Linked DNA regions of Homo sapiens: region 1 is linked to region 2. Evidence: read pairs that join two places in POLR2A ChIA-PET (ENCODE). Cell type or tissue: CD4-positive, alpha-beta T cell. All regions are shown on one strand.

What was found. Peaks named below come from ENCODE experiments on the same cell type or tissue, not always from the same donor. Only the 100,000 strongest peaks of a DNase experiment are listed, where the experiment ranks them.
Region 1: POLR2A ChIA-PET joins it to region 2 with 6 read pairs; 5 of 35 experiments call an interaction of 5 or more read pairs at or near these places.

What each region holds. Positions count from the first base shown.
Region 1 is chr22:31,684,833-31,692,832 of GRCh38, reverse strand. It overlaps PRR14L (proline rich 14 like), which reads left to right. Exons shown (of 9, transcript NM_173566.3): 8 at 4,606-4,677; 9 at 7,030-8,000. The coding sequence ends at 7,306. Among named protein-coding and RNA genes, the nearest start is that of PISD, 27 kb to the right of the region's middle. In CD4-positive, alpha-beta T cell, no CTCF peak of the experiment used is centred here; no DNase peak of the experiment used is centred here.
Region 2 is chr22:31,276,100-31,284,099 of GRCh38, reverse strand. It overlaps LIMK2 (LIM domain kinase 2), which reads right to left. Exons shown (of 16, transcript NM_005569.4): 16 at 4,020-5,803. The coding sequence ends at 5,659. PIK3IP1 (phosphoinositide-3-kinase interacting protein 1) reads left to right here. Exons shown (of 6, transcript NM_052880.5): 6 at 812-2,500. The coding sequence ends at 1,016. It also overlaps the pseudogene PPP1R14BP1. Among named protein-coding and RNA genes, the nearest start is that of PIK3IP1, 12 kb to the left of the region's middle. RefSeq lists enhancers at 5,135-5,635, 7,312-7,892. In CD4-positive, alpha-beta T cell, no CTCF peak of the experiment used is centred here; DNase peaks (open chromatin) are centred at 2,169, 4,939, 5,739, 6,159 and 2 weaker places; H3K4me3 peaks cover 495 bases; H3K27ac peaks cover 4,198 bases.

The sequences.
Region 1 (8,000 bases), 410 kb before region 2:
TGTCTCTACAAAAATAAAAATAAAATGAACCAGGCATGGTGGCACACTCCTGTAGTCTCAACTATTTAGGACACTGAGGTGGAAGGATCACTGAGTCTAGGATTTCAAGGCTGCAGTGAACTGTCATCAAACCACTGATCTCCAGTTTGGGCAAGAGAGTGAGACTGTCTCCCCCTGCCCAACTCTCTCCCACAAAAAACAAGATAATGTATAACCCACAGAATTGGAGAAAATATTTGCAAATCACACATCTAATAAGGGTCTGGTATCCACAAGCTATAAAGAACTCTTATAGTTCAACAACCAAAAGACAATAACCCATATTTTTTAAATGGACAAAGTGTTTCAATAGACATTTCTCCAAAGAAGATAGACAAATGGCCCACAAGCATTTGAAGAGATGCTGTTGACATCATGAGTCATCAGGGAACTGCAAATCAAAACCACAGTGAAATACCACTTCCCACCCACTAGGATGTAAAGAAACAATAAAACAGAAAATAAGTGTAGTAAGGGTGTGGAGAAACTCAAACCCTTATACACATCTCTTGGGAATGTAAAATGGTATAGCCACTGTAAAAAAAAAAATTGGCAGTTCCTGAAAAAATTAGTTACCATATGACCCAACAATTCTTCTAGGTATATACCCAAAAGAATTGAAAACATGCCAGGCACGGTGGCTCACGCCTGTAATCCCAGCACTTTGGGAGGCCGAGGTGGGCAGACCATCTGAGGTCAGGAGTTCGAGACCAGCCTGGCCAATATGGTGAAACCCCATCTCCACTAAAAATACAAAAATTAGCCAGGAGTGGTGGTGCGTGCCTGTAATCCCAACTAATCGGGAGGCTGAGGCAGGAGAATTGCCTTAACGCAGGAGGTGGAGGTTGCAGTGAGCTAAGATCATGCCACTGCACTCCAGCCTGGGTGATAGAGCAAGACTCTGTCTCAAAAAAAAAAAAAGGAATTGAAAACATACATTCACCAAAAAACCTGTGCATGAATATTCACAGCAGCATTATTCATAGCTAAAAAGTGGAAACCAAATGTTCCTCAGTTGATAAATGGATAAAGAAAAGATGGTATATCCATAGATGGCGTATTATTCAGCCAGGAAAAGGAACGAAGTACTGATACATGCTACAACAGGAGTTAACTATGAAAACAGCACATTCTATATGATTCATTTTATATGAAAAGTCTAGAATCCTTAGAGACAGAAAGTAGTTTAGTGGTTACCAGTGCTGGGTGGCAGGGGAGAGTCCAGGTGACTGCTAAAAGTAGGTTTCTGTTTGGAGTTATGAAAGTGTTTTAAGGCTGGTTGTGGTGGTTCATTCCTATAATCCCAGCTCGTTGGCAGGTAGAGGCAGGAGGATCACTTGAGCCCAGGAGTCTGATACCAGCCTGGGCAACATAGTGAGACCACATCTCTACAAAAGATCAGGTCAGGCATCGTGGCTCAACCCTGTAATCCCAGCACTTTGGGAGGCTGAGACTGGAGGATCGCTTGAGCTGAGGAGTTCAAAGCTAGCCTGTACAACATAGACCCTATCTCTACCAAAAATAGTTTTTAAAAATTAGCCCGACATGCCTGTGATCCCAGCACTATGGGAGGCCGAGGTGGGCAGATTACCTGAGGTCAGGAGTTCAAGACCAGTCTGGCCAACATGGTGAAACCCTGTCTCTACTAAAAATATTTTAAAAATTAGCCGCGCGTGGTGGTAGGCGCCTGTAATCCCAGCTACTCGGGAGGCTGAGGGAGGAGAATCGCTTGAACCCGGAATGCGGATGTTGCAGTGAGCCTAGATCACACCACTGCACTCCAGCCTGGGTGACAGAGTGAGACTTGGTCTCAAAAAAAAAAAAGAAATAGAAAAGAAAAAAAAATTAGCTGGAGGCCGGGCATGGTGGCTCACAGCTGTAATCCCAGCACTTTGGGAGGCCAAGGTGGGCAGATCACAAGATCAGGAGTTTGAGACCAGCCTGACCAATATAATGAAACCCTGTCTCTACTAAAAATACAAAAATTATCTGGGCATGGTGGTGCATGCCTGTAGTCCCAGCTACTCAGGAGGCTGAGGCAGAAGAATCACTTGAACCCAGAAGGCAGATGTTGTAGTGAGCCAAGATCACGCCACTGCACTCCAGCCTGGGCGACAGAGCAAGACTCCGTCTCAAAGAAAAAAAAAAAAAAAATTAGCCAGGGACTATAGGTCCCAGCTACTTGGGAAGCTGAGAGAGGAGGATTGCTTCAGCCAGGAAGGTCGAGGCTGCAGTCAGCTATCATTGTACCACTGCACTTTAACCTGGGCAAGAGAGCGAGATGCTGTCTTTAAAAAAATGAAAAAATAGGCCAGTCACAGTGGCTCACGCTTGTAATTCCAGCACTTTGGGAGGCCGAGATGGGTGGATCACCTGAGATCAGGAGTTCAAGACCAGCCTGGCCAACATGGTGAAACCCCACCTGTACGAAAAAATCAAAGTTACAGCTGGGCATGGTGGCTCACGCCTGTAATCCCAGCACTTTCAGAGGCCGAGGTGGGTGGATCACCTGAGGTCAGGAGTTCGAGACCATCTTGGCCAACGTGATAAAACCCCATCTCTACTACAGAAAGTTACAGCTGGGCATGGTGGCTCATGCCTGTAATCTCAGAACTTTGGGAGGCCGAGGTGGGTGAATCACCTGAGGTCAGGAGTTCGAGACCAGTCTGGCCAATGTGGTGATACCCTATCTCTACTAAAAATACAAAAATTAGCTGGGTGTGGTGACACGCACCCGTAGTCCCAGCTACTCGGGAGGCTGAGGCAGGAGAATCGCTTGAACCCGGGAGGTAGAGGTTGCAGTGAGCCGAGATTGCACAACTGCACTCCAGCCTGGCAACAGAGCAAGACTCCATCTCAAAAGAAAAAAAAAAATCAAAAATTAGCCAGGTGTGGTGGCGGATGCCTGTAATTCCAGCTACTGAGGAGGCTGGGCAGGAGAATCGCTTGAACCCGGGTGGTGGAGATTGCAGTGAGCTGAGATCGCGCCATTGCACTCCAGTCTGGGCAAAAAGAGCGAAACTCTGTCTCAAAAAATAAATAAATAAAATAAAAAAATAAGCCGGCTGTGGTGGCACACACCTGTGGTCCCAGCTACACGGGAGGCAGAGACAGGAGGATCTCTTGAGCCCAGCCCAGGAAGTTGAGGCTGCAGTGAGCCATGTTTGAGCCACTGCAGTCCAGCCTGGGTGACAGCACAAGACCCTGTCTCAAAAAAAAACTGGTCTTGATTAGATAGTGGTGATCAGGAATAACCTTGCGAATGTTTTAAAAATCACTGAATTGTACATTTTAAATGGATGAATTTTATGATAGGTGAACCTGGGCTCCTTGGAGAGTGATTACAGGTCTAGGGCAGGAAATGAATAAGATGAATGTATCTTGTCATACCAGAAGGTAGCAAAGCTCTCAGAGACTCCTAGGGTCATGTCAAAGGGATTCAGGGCCAGTTTTTTCTTTATTTTTTAATTTTGTATAGAGACAGCGTCTTGCTTTGTTGCCCAGGCTGGTCTCGAACTCTTGGGCTCAACAATTCTCTTGCCTCAGTCTCCCAAGTAACTGGGACTACTGTTGGGAGCCCCCATGCCTGGCTCTCAAGAACCAGTTTGAAGAGATTACCTCTGGCCACAGATGAGACTCAAAAGAATAATAAGTTCAATAGATTAAAACATATCAAATATAAACCCAATAGTTAATAATGATACTTTAAAAAATTTAAAACCATTGGCCATCTTTGGAAGATACTGGGGAACCAATTCATTGTTTTGGAAATTGGTAATAAAAGGAAAAAAGCAAGCATATGGCCTGCTTTTACTATTCAAGCTGTACCTCAGGGTTACTGTATAATTGATAGGTGTGAAGGGTTTTTGTGTGTGTGTGTGTGTGTGTGTGTATGTATATATTTTTTAAGAGACAGGGTCTTTGTCACCCAGGCTGTACCCAGTGTCAGACTCCTAGGCAACAGAGCAAGACCCCATCTCTAAAAAAGAAAAAAACAAAAAAGAACAGAATATATAGTTTTCTAGTCAGTGGAGGGAGATAGAAAAAAAAGAACAGTCAGTTCACAAAAAGAAACATTGCAAAGCAGCACAAACAACAGCTGTAAAGTAGATATAAATCTATGAAAAATAATATATATAAATCTAAATATATCATTCCCAGTAAGTATGAATGGGCTCAGTTACATAAAGTTGAAGGTTGGTACCCTGGAAAAGAAAATCCAGTACATATTGTTTGCATGAGACACATCTAAAACATATTACAGACAGGTTGGAGCAAACGAAAAGGATAGCATTGGGAAATAAGTCTCTTCCATCTTAGGAGAACATGAGGCTGTGCACAGTAGCTCATGCCTAATTTTTTTTTTTTTAATCTAGCCTGGCATGGTGGCACACACCTGTAATCCCAGCTACTCAGGAGGCTGAGGCTGGAGGATGGCTAGAGTTTAAGGCTGCAGTGAGCTATGATCATGTCACTGCCCTTCAGCCTGGGCAACAGAGCAAGACCTTCTCTGAAAAAAAAAAGAGAGAGAGAACCTGAAGAATTTTTTTCCTTATTTCTTTTCAGGTTAAAGAAGAAGGAGTTTAGTTTAGAAGAGATATATACCAACAAGAATTATAAATCTCCTCCTGCAAACAGGTAGGTACTTATAGCTGGGAAATAAAAGGGAAGAATTTGAAATGATTGATGTGAATCTCCAGCCCTTTCACTTTAGAAAGAGTTTATGTTCAGTTGTACCAATATTGGGTCTTTTTTTTTTTTTTTTTGAGACAGAGTCTCTGTCGCCCAGGCTGGAGTGCAATGGCGCAATCTCGGCTCACTGCAAGCTCCGCCTCCTGGGTTCACGCCATTCTCCTGCCTCAGCCTCTCCGAGTAGCTGGGACTACAGGCGCCCGCCACCACACCCGGCTAATTTTTTGTATTTTTAGTAGAGACAGGGTTTCACCGTGGTCTCGATCTCCTGACCTCGTGATCCGCCTGCCTTGGCCTCCCAAAGTGCTGGGATTACAAGTGTGAGCCACCGCGCCCGGCCAATATTGGGTTTTATAAATAGCTAGAATTGGTATTTTCAATTGCAGCACTTGAATTAGGGTCAGTAATAGGATAGGAAATAAAGTGTATTGGGTTACGTAAAGAAAATGTAGCCAGGCACGGTGGCTCACGCCTGTAATCCCAGCACTTTGGGGGGCCAAGGCGGGTGGATCACGAGGTCAGGAGTTCGAGACCAGCCTGACCAACATGGTGAACCCTGTCTCTACTAAAAATACAAAAAATTAGCCGGGCATGGTGGCTCACACCTGTAATCCCAGCTATTTGGGAGGCTGAGGCAGGAGAATTGCTTGAACCCGGGAGGAGGAGATGGCAGTGAGCTAAGATCACACCACTGCACTCCAGCCTGGGCAACAGAGCTAGACTCTGTCTCAGAAAAAAAAAAAAAGAAGAAAGAAAATGTAGTCTCAGCCAGGTGCAGTGGCTGACACCTGTAATTCAAGCACTTTGGGAGGCCAAGGCGGGCAAATCACCTGAGGTCAGGAGTTCAAGACCAGCCTGGCAAACACAGTGAAACCCTGTCTCTACTAAAATACAAAATTACCCAGGCGTGGTGGCACACACCAGTAATCCCAGCTACTCGGGAGGCTGAGGCAGGAGAACCGCTTGAACCCGGGGGGTGGAGGTTGCAGTGAGCCGAGATCGCGCCATTGCACTCCAGCCTGGGCAACAAGAGCGAAACTCCATCTCAAAAATGAAAAAGAAAAAAGAAGTATAAACAAGTAGTTTGTGTTTGTATTTTTACCAAATATGCTGACTTCAGGACTGATAATCATTGATTTTTCAGATATGATTGTAAACCGAAATACAGGAAGAGTTTCACTTAGGTCTGAATTCAATTCAAGTCAGTGAACATTTATTAAATGCCCACTGTTTCTAGAATATAGAAGGAGAATTGTAGGATTTTATCCTAAGATTTTGTATGTCTGCTCTAACACATTTGTACAATTACTTATAATTAATTCCTTATAATGGAATATACTGTGTAACCATTTAAAAAAAACGAATCAGAGCCAGGCACAGTGGCACATGCCTGTAATCGCACCACTTTGGGAGGCCAAGGAGGGAGGATCACTGGAGCCCTTGAGTTGGAGACCAGCCTGAGCAATATACCAAGACTCCATCTCTACAAAAAAAAAATTCTTTTTAAATTAGCCAGACATGGTGGTACATGCTTGTAGTCCCAGCTACGTGGGAGGCTCAGGTAGGAGGATAGCTTGAGCCCAGGATGTCGAGGCTGTAGTGAGCTGTGATTGTGATTGTGCCACTGCACTCCAGCCTGAGTAACAGAGTGAGACCCTGTCTCAAAAAAAAAGTTTTTTTTTTAAAGATGAGTCAGGGCTGGGTGCAGTGGCTCACACCTGTAATCCCAGCACTGGGAAGCCGAGGCGGGCGAATCATGAGGTTAGGAGATCAAGACCATCCTGGCTAACAGAGTGAAACCCTGTCTCTACTAAAAATACAAAAAAAAAAAAAAAATTAGCCGGGCGTGGTGGTGGGCACCTGTAGTCCCAGCTACTTGGGAGGCTGAGGCAGGAGAATGGCGTCAACCTGGGAGGCGGAGCTTGCAGTGAGCGGAGATCACACCACTGCACTCCAGCCTGGGTGACAGAGTAAGACTCCATCTTAAAAAAAAAAAAAAATTAACCTGGCATAGTGACACATACCTGTAGTCCCCACTACTTGGGAGGCTGAGGCAGGAGAATCGCTTGAACCCAGGAGACAGAGGTTGCAGTGAGCCAAGATCATGCCATTGCGCTCCAGCCTGGGCAACAAGAGTGAAATTCTGTCTCACAAAAAAAAGAAAAAGAGTTGGCGCAAGTAGCTTTCAGTCCCTGTTGACTAGAAGGGTTGTTGACCCAGCGTCAACATCCTGACCCTGTTGACAGGATGGGCCATGTGAGTCAGTCTGTTGGTGATTGTTTCGTGCTTCATCCTTAGGTGTTTAGAGACCATCTTTGAGGAACCCAAGGAACGAAATGGTACACTAATCTCAATCAGCCAACAGAAGAGGAAGCGAGTTCTAGAATTTCAGGATTTTACAGTCCCGCGAAAGAGGAGAGCTCGAGGCAAAGTCAAGGTGGCAGGCAGCTTTACCAGGGCCCAGAAGGCAGCTGTGCAGAGTCGAGAGCTGGATGCTCTTTTGATACAGAAACTAATGGAACTGGAGACCTTCTTTGCCAAGGAAGAGGAGCAGGAACAATCATCAGGCTGTTGAGAAGCGATTCAGTTTGAGGGTCTCAATTTTAGGGTTTTTTTGTTTTGTTTTGTTTTTGGGTTTTTTTTTTTTTTTTGGACCTCCTTGGAAAAGGTTGCCTAATTTTGCCCTACCGCCAAACCACTCAAAAATGCACAGTCCATGAATTTTTACCTATTTCAAGGTGCAACCTTTTTAGAAACTGGTGAAGGAGGGTCCTCTACTTTTACTGCTGAGTATAGAACCTCAGGAATGCTCCCTTTCTCCTGGAAATGGACCTGAACGACATCCAGCCACCTCCTCAGTCTCTGCCATCCACAGGAGGAAGCAGCAGCCTATCTTCAGTAACACTAGGATTCCAAGGACACACAGGATTTGCACGTCCATATGAAAGTTCCGCTTTGTTTACGGTGGTGCTAGACCAAGATTATTAGAAACGTGGCCTAGGGAGGGGGACCTGGCGTCCTGTCCTGTGTGGTCTCACTGGCTCATTTCAGTAGTTGAGGAAAGATGAGCTGTTGTGTTTTCTTATCTTTTGTCTGCCCAGGACCTATTGATGTGAGTGTATGTGAGAGTGTTTGTGTGTGTGTGGCTTTTTCCCATCGTTTTCTCCCCTCTGTGACTGGGTCACTAGTGCCAGAGGAGCCCGTCCAGGCCCCATTCGAAGTAAGTTGCACTTTTTAATGTTGTGGTGTGGATTATTTTCATTTGTTTT
Region 2 (8,000 bases):
AAACCCCATCTCTACTAAAAATACAAAATACTCTGGGCGTGGTGGCGCATGCCTGTAATCCTGGCTACTTGGGAGGCTGAGGCAGGAGAATCGCTTGAACCTGAGAGGCAGAGGTTGCAGTGAGCCGAGATTGTGCCATTGTACTCCAGCCTGGGCAAAAAGCACGAAACTCCATCTCCAAAAAAAAAAGCCTGTAGCTGACATTTAGTAGATGCTTATTAAAAGTAATAAGCATCTCTGGGAGGCTGTCTCACAGCAGGATGATCAGGTCAGTTTTCTGGACAACTTTATGGGTTAGGTCCGAAGTTCAGATAGTTCTCTGGGTCTCTGGGGCTGAAAGAACAAAACTGTGTCTTGCTTTAAGAGTCTCTATCTGGCCAGGTGCAGTGGCTCACGCCTGTAATCCCAGTACTTTGGGGGGTGGGAGGATCGCTTGAGCCCAGTAGTTTGAGACCAGCCTAGGCAACATGTTGAGACCCTGTCTCAACCATAAAAAAAAAAAAAAAGTCTCTGTCCTTTACTTTATTTTCATTGAGCCCCGGTGAAGCTGTATGAAGTCCATACTGCTGTCACCCTATTTTACAGATGGAGAACCTAAGACCAGAGGTGCAGGAGCTTCTTGTTGAGTTTAACGCCGTCTTGCAGAATGGATATCCTAGAATCCTGGACCTGAGTTTGGGTCCTGGCTCAGCCACTGATTTGTTGTGACAATGGCAAGCTGCTGCTCTTGCTGAGCCTCAGGGATGCTATCTAATGAGCAAAGCTATGCAGGAGGCATAGCCTGAATGTTTGTTTGTTTTTTTCCTGCCAGGGGGAAGGATTTGAAAGAACAGCATGATCAGAAAGTATGTGAGAGGGAGATGCAGCGAATCACTCTGCCCTTGTCTGCCTTCACCAACCCCACCTGTGAGATTGTGGATGAGAAGACTGTCGTGGTCCACACCAGCCAGACTCCAGTTGACCCTCAGGAGGGCACCACCCCCCTTATGGGCCAGGCCGGGACTCCTGGGGCCTGAGCCCCCCCAGTGGGCAGGAGCCCATGCAGACACTGGTGCAGGACAGCCCACCCTCCTACAGCTAGGAGGAACTACCACTTTGTGTTCTGGTTAAAACCCTACCACTCCCCCGCTTTTTTGGCGAATCCTAGTAAGAGTGACAGAAGCAGGTGGCCCTGTGGGCTGAGGGTAAGGCTGGGTAGGGTCCTAACAGTGCTCCTTGTCCATCCCTTGGAGCAGATTTTGTCTGTGGATGGAGACAGTGGCAGCTCCCACAGTGATGCTGCTGCTAAGGGCTTCCAAACATTGCCTGCACCCCTGGAACTGAACCAGGGATAGACGGGGAGCTCCCCCAGGCTCCTCTGTGCTTTACTAAGATGGCCTCAGTCTCCACTGTGGGCTTGAGTGGCATACACTGTTATTCATGGTTAAGGTAAAGCAGGTCAAGGGATGGCATTGAAAAAATATATTTAGTTTTTAAAATATTTGGGATGGAACTCCCTACTGACCTCTGAGAACTGGAAACGAGTTTGTACAGAAGTCAGAACTTTGGGTTGGGAATGAGATCTAGGTTGTGGCTGCTGGTATGCTTCAGCTTGCTGGCAATGATGTGCCTTGACAACCGTGGGCCAGGCCTGGGCCCAGGGACTCTTCCTGTTTCATAAGGAAAGGAAGAATTGCACTGAGCATTCCACTTAGGAAGAGGATAGAGAAGGATCTGCTCCGCCTTTGGCCACAGGAGCAGAGGCAGACCTGGGATGCCCCAGTTTCTCTTCAGGGATGGATAGTGACCTGTCTTCATTTTGCACAGGTAAGAGAGTAGTTAGCTAACCTATGGGAATTATACTGTGGGGCCTTGTGAGCTGCTTCTAAGAGGCTAACCTGGAAACTAAGCTCAGAGGCAAGGTAATAAAGCACTTCAGGGCTTGCTCCCCAAGTGGGCCTGATTTAGCAGGTGGTCCTGCGGGCGTCCAGGTCAGCACCTTCCTGTAGGGCACTGGGGCTAGGGTCACAGCCCCTAACTCATAAAGCAATCAAAGAACCATTAGAAAGGGCTCATTAAGCCTTTTGGACACAGGACCCCAGAGAGGAAAAAGTGACTTGCCCAAGGTCGTAAGCAAGCTACTGGCATGGCAAGAGCCCAGCTTCCTGACGGAGCGCAACATTTCTCCACTGCACTGTGCTAGCAGCTCAGCAGGGCCTCTAACCTGTGATGTCACACTCAAGAGGCCTTGGCAGCTCCTAGCCATAGAGCTTCCTTTCCAGAACCCTTCCACTGCCCAATGTGGAGACGGGTTAGTGGGGCTTTCTATGGAGCCATCTGCTTTGGGGACCTAGACCTCAGGTGGTCTCTTGGTGTTAGTGATGCTGGAGAAGAGAATATTACTGGTTTCTACTTTTCTATAAAGGCATTTCTCTATATACATGTTTTATATACCTCATTCTGACACCTGCATATAGTGTGGGAAATTGCTCTGCATTTGACTTAATTAAAAAAAAAAAAAGACTCCACATTGCCAAGTTTTTGAGGGGTAACAGGAACCCTCCGTGTAAGTTGAGAAGCTTTGGGTTACCTTGTCAACACCTATGTGGCAAGCTCTGGGCCTTTTCTTCATTCATCCTCGCCCTGTTACTGGAAAGTGACAACTGCAGCCTGTGTCCAGATTTTTTTTTTTGAGATGGAGTTTGGCTCTTGTTGCACAGGCTGGAGTGCAATGGCATGATCTCGCCTCACTGCAACCTCTGCCTTGTGGGTTCAAGCGATTCTCCTGCCTCAGCCTCCAGAGTAGCTGGGATTACAGGTATGTGCCACCACACCTGGCTAATTTTTGTATTTTTAGTAGAGACGGGGTTTCACCATGTTGGTCAGGCTGTTCTCAAACTCTTGATCTCAGGTGATCCACCTGCTGAGGCCTCCCAAAGTGCTGAGATTACAGGCTAGAGCCACCGTGCCCGGCTTGTGTGTCCAGATTATCATCATCAGGAATCTTTCAGGTTGAAGCAGGAAAGACAGGTGTGCAGGCGTCCCAACAAGGTGGTTGGTCATTGCAAATCCTCTCCCCTTCAGCAATTGTTTCCAAGGTGGAGGTAGTTAAAATGAATATCTAGACAGCCCTTGTTAAAGGCTGGAGTGCGGCAGGGGTTGGGTGGTGGGTGACGGGGGTGGTGCTGCAGCAGCCAAAGGGGGAATAACTGCAGAGGAGGAAGGGTCACTGGGCTGCCTGCAGCAGCCCTGGGCTGAGGAAGTTCCCTGCAAGGTGACTACTATGACTCCAGAAGAAAAGATACCAACAGGAGTGTCTCCTGGACTTTTAGCAAGGGATTTCAGCCACAGGTTATCAGCCTCAGGAACACCCAGATGACCTCTGCCCATGCCCAGCCATTGCTCTGTGGTTCTGCCAGCAATGCGTACTCCAGATCATCAGTTTTTTTCGGGAACCATATTCTGTCCTTAAGTTGGATTCTTCAAGCTTTGAGAGTGCCTGGGAGAAAACACCTTTGGGTTTACAGATTTATATTGTGCCCAAGGCCCCACTAACCAGATAGCATTGTCCTTCCCAATGGTCACTCTTCTACGACATCCCCCACATGCAGAAGCAAGAAGAAACTGGTCTTCTCCTCTCAAGCACTTGTAAAGAAACACAAGGGGTGGGGTGACTTGCATTCATTTCTTCCCATTGCAAAGGTGGCACCCAGCACTGAGGAAAGCAAGCCAGGATACCCAGGCTATGGAAGTATTCATATAGAGAGGATGAAAGGGTAGGGCTCCTAAGGAATGACTCAGCTGGCATGTGAGAGCCAGGCCAGGAAAAGGTCATAGTCAGTCACACCTGCTGCAAGGAAGGGGCTGCCTCAGGTGGGATGTACATATTCTCTAGAGCAGATGGGTGTCTGCTTGAGGGTTTTAGACTTGGGTGCATGAAAACTCTCTGCTATGGGGAGTTTGTGTGGGCTAGGCCAGAAGGTGGCTAGCAGACCCTCTACATTTATGTCCCTGAGCCAATCATGTTTTCACTCTCCATATTGCCAGTTATGTTAACTGCTTAATTTATTTAGTCTGATCAATGGCCCAGTTCAGGCCCACCACTCCTACACTTGCTGGGGACAGCCAGGAAACAACCAGCCACACAATGCTGAACTGTGCTGCTGCTGGGAGTCCAGGGCTCAGCCCTAAAGCAAGCTTGCAAACTTCACACATAAGTACAGTCTATATAGCAAGTAAACTCTGACCAGAGATGACATCTGGTCCCACAACTCATCAGGTCTATGTACAATATTTCACATACCACCCAATAGATAAGATAATATTAACAGCAACCACTCTCCTTTATCAATTCCCCCTGCTCCAATACAACCACCACACATTGCATTAATACCCCAAACCCATTCCCAATTTATTAAATATGGTGCAAGCTCATAGACACTTAGAAGAGGCAAATCTAGTTGTGATGAAGAGTTCCTAGAGCTCTGGGAGCCAAGATGGAGGTTTTCCAGTACCTGCACATGTGGCTCAGGAGGATGCTGCCCAGGAGCTAATGAGTTGGGAGAGCAAACATGGGAGGTAGAAGTCAGATGGCCCAGCTCAGGGAGCTATCTCTCTCAGCATCTCAGCTTTGAGACTCTGCCACCACCTCTTCCCAGCCCAAGCTGCTGCCTAAACCAGGCATGTTGAAGGGTGAGCAGTGGTTGCCATGAAGCCAAGACCAAGAGATTGCTGAGACTCCCACTCCCCTCCCTCAGACTCTAGGCCTGTGACAAGCCACACTGTCCTCCAGAACCCATCGAGCTTTAGGCAAAATGTTTTAGGCATCTGACTAAGGAGCCCACCCGAGTATGAGTAACAGAAGCCAAGATCTGAGCTTTCTAGAGGGCAGGGCCTCTTTCTAGTCCCCCAGCCTCTTCCTTTGCTTGTGACTGTTTGTTTCAGACAGAAAGGATGTTGTCCGTAAGTTCTCAGCCAGTCTCCAGTATTAAGTTTGAAAACATGAGGTGGAGGCTTCCTCTCACATTGATGTGGTCCCTGGGCTGGCTAGAGCCAGTGAGCAGGTAAACAGAAGCCAGCCCTTTCTCTAACTCCTGGCCTGTTCCACCACATATTAAGGGACTCTTCAAAACCTACTCCCTCAACCTTGCTCCAGGAAGGACAGGATCTGGAGTAGAAAGGGGGAGCATCACTGACTTTTTCACACCCTTTGAGCCATCAGTCTTTCTTTCGTCCACACACTTGAAGTCCTCCTGCACCCAGCTGGACTAGTGACTTCAGAGTTCACAGGCAGGTTCACCCTGGGATCCTGCCCAGCAGGTCCAGGTCACGCTGATTAGTGTAAGCAAGAGCCTCCCACAATCCACTGCCAGGGAGTTCCTGGGTGGATTCGAGTAACAGATTCCTCCTGGCCCAAAGGCCAGGGGTTTTTTTCTTCTTCACAGCTTTCAGGCAAGTATTGGATTTACAGACAGTAACTAGGCCCCAGAACCTGTGGAGATACATTTCCCTGGTGCTGCGCCCACTTGCCTCCTGGGGAGGTAATAGGAATGGCTTGTTCTGCTTCTAAACATTCCGCCAATCCACAGGAAGCCCGGACGGCCCTGCTCACAGCAGGAATGGGGCACAGAGGGGCAATGCTGGCTGTAGAACACCCCCCTGCAGGGGGCTGGGCCAGGGCTAGGGAGGTGAGTCCCGGGTCAGGCCGTACTGCATGCTCACAGTGTGGTCCAACTCCTCCAGCTCTGCAGGCAGCGGGATGCCCAGCTCCCCCAGGTACAGGGAGAGGGCCTCAAAGGAGTCCTCCAATTTCGAGAATGCTGGTCTAGAAGGAAAAGAGGTAAATTAGAGGCAGGTGGAACATGAGCAGGGCCATGGGGTGGGTGGAAGGGATCTAGGCTCAGCTACTTCCTGGTTGTATAACGTCAGGCAAACTCCTTCACCTAGTAGTGCCTCTGTGAGAAATGGGCATAATGTTACCGGTACCTCATATATTTGCTATAAAGATTAGGTAACACTATAACAAGGCTGGACTAGCTGGAGTTAATACTTAAAAACAATAGGAGAAAAACTTCCCTCCCATATCTTAGAGAAAATGCAGTTATCAAAGGTGGAATCGGAAACACCAGGCTCCTAGTGCCACGGAAATGGCTTGGCTGCCCCGGAAGCCTAAGACAGCTCAGGCTTACTCCTCCTCCTCCATGTTTATGCTTAAATGTCATGTCACCTCAGTGAGGCCTGCTCTGACGACCATATTTAAAATTGCAACTGGTACCCTGAACAATCGTCTTTACTTGTCTTGACTCTTTTTCCATAGCATCTGCCACATTCTAATATTCAATATAGTTTACTTATTGTATCTACTGTATGATACAGTAGATACCATGCTAGAATCTATGTTCTATGAGGGTAAGCACCTTTATTTTGTTCGCTGCTGTAACCCAAGTGTTTAGAACTGTACCTAGCACACAGTAGGCATTCAATACTGTATATATATATTTTTTAATAAATTAAAGATATTTAGAATGACAAGAGGTATTAGAAAACAAATACTGTGTAGCTTCACAATTTCTCCTCAAGCTTTTACACTGGTGTTACTGAAGGACTGCGGTCCTTGGCCTATAAAGGAACAAGGTATAGATTCTCCCACCAGAAAATTTCAACTCTAATGTGGACCGCTGGAAATCATTTTTTTTTTTTTTTTTGAGCTGCACCAAAGGCGTACCCTACCTCGCTTTATTAAAGGGCCCGTGCCGCAGAGTCAATATAAAAACACAAAGTCCCATCAGTTTAATAACAATAAAAAAATCCAAAAGTGGAAAACTGAGGGGGCAGGGGAAGAGACCCCTGGGCCAGGGGCACGAGGAGCCCTGCTCATGGAACCAGGCCTGGCCGCAGGGTCCCCCGGTATTGCTGTTGCTACGAGGTCGGGGGGTAGCGATTGTCCTATGGGAGCCACCGTTCGCCTGGGTCGGGGACCCTCACTTCTTCTGGGGTGTGCTCAGCTTCTGCATGGCCCGGATCTTGTCCAGCAGGCCAGAGATGAAGGCCTCTGTGGGTTTGTAACAGTCAACCAGCAGCTCCTTGACCCTGGAAGCCCAGGCATCGTCACTCTCCATGTCCAGGAGCTCATCCACGTCAATCTCTAGTTCTGAGATCTCCTCTTCCTGGCAGTCGTAGAGGCGCGTGAGCTGCTCCAGGATCCACTCCTCTAGGTTGAGGTGCTTCCGTAGCTCCTTGGGGTCATACTTGATGGTGACCTTCCCTTGGCGCCTCACTGGGCCCTCATCATCCGCGCAGCCCGGGCCCTCTCCTGCGGCCCCGGGGGGGGCTCTGAAAGTAGATGCGTGGTCCTTGGCCGCCACTGCCTGGCCTGGGGGCCGGGGCCGGGGCCGCCAACGCCGCGCCCCCCGCGGTGCCGCTGTCCGCCACGGCGGCCTCCGGGGCCACGTGCGCGCGTGGGGCCCCTCCTTGTGCCGCCGCCTCCGTGACGCCCGCCGGCTGGCTCAGGTTAGCTCGCCGGCTCCGCGGCGAGGGCGGCGGCGGGGGCGCCCGGGGGCAGCTGCAGCATGCGGAGCCCCCGGGCCTGGCCTGGTCGCGCCCCGCCCCCTCCCCGCCGATCCGCCCGCCCTTTGTCCCCTGCGGCCGCCGCCGGGGCTGCCGCCGCCGAAGCGCTTTCTCTATCCGGAAACCATTTTTAAATAAAGATTATGTCCCAACTGGTTATCCTGGGAGGGTGGAGTTGGGGGTGAGGAGAATGTTGAGGGATATATTGGTTAAGGGAGATTACAGAAGACGTATTTCCTGTGCTATAAACTTTGGTAATGTTTGAACTTGTTTTTAAAAGAAACATGATTTTTGATGGCAGGAAAAGAACCCCATTTTTGAGACAGAGTTTCACTCTTGTTGCCGAGGCTGGAGTGCAATGGCGTGATATCGGCTCACTGCAACCTCCGCCCCTGGGTTCAAGCAATTCTCCTGCCTCAGCCTCCCAAGTAGCTGGGGTTACAGGCACCTGCCAC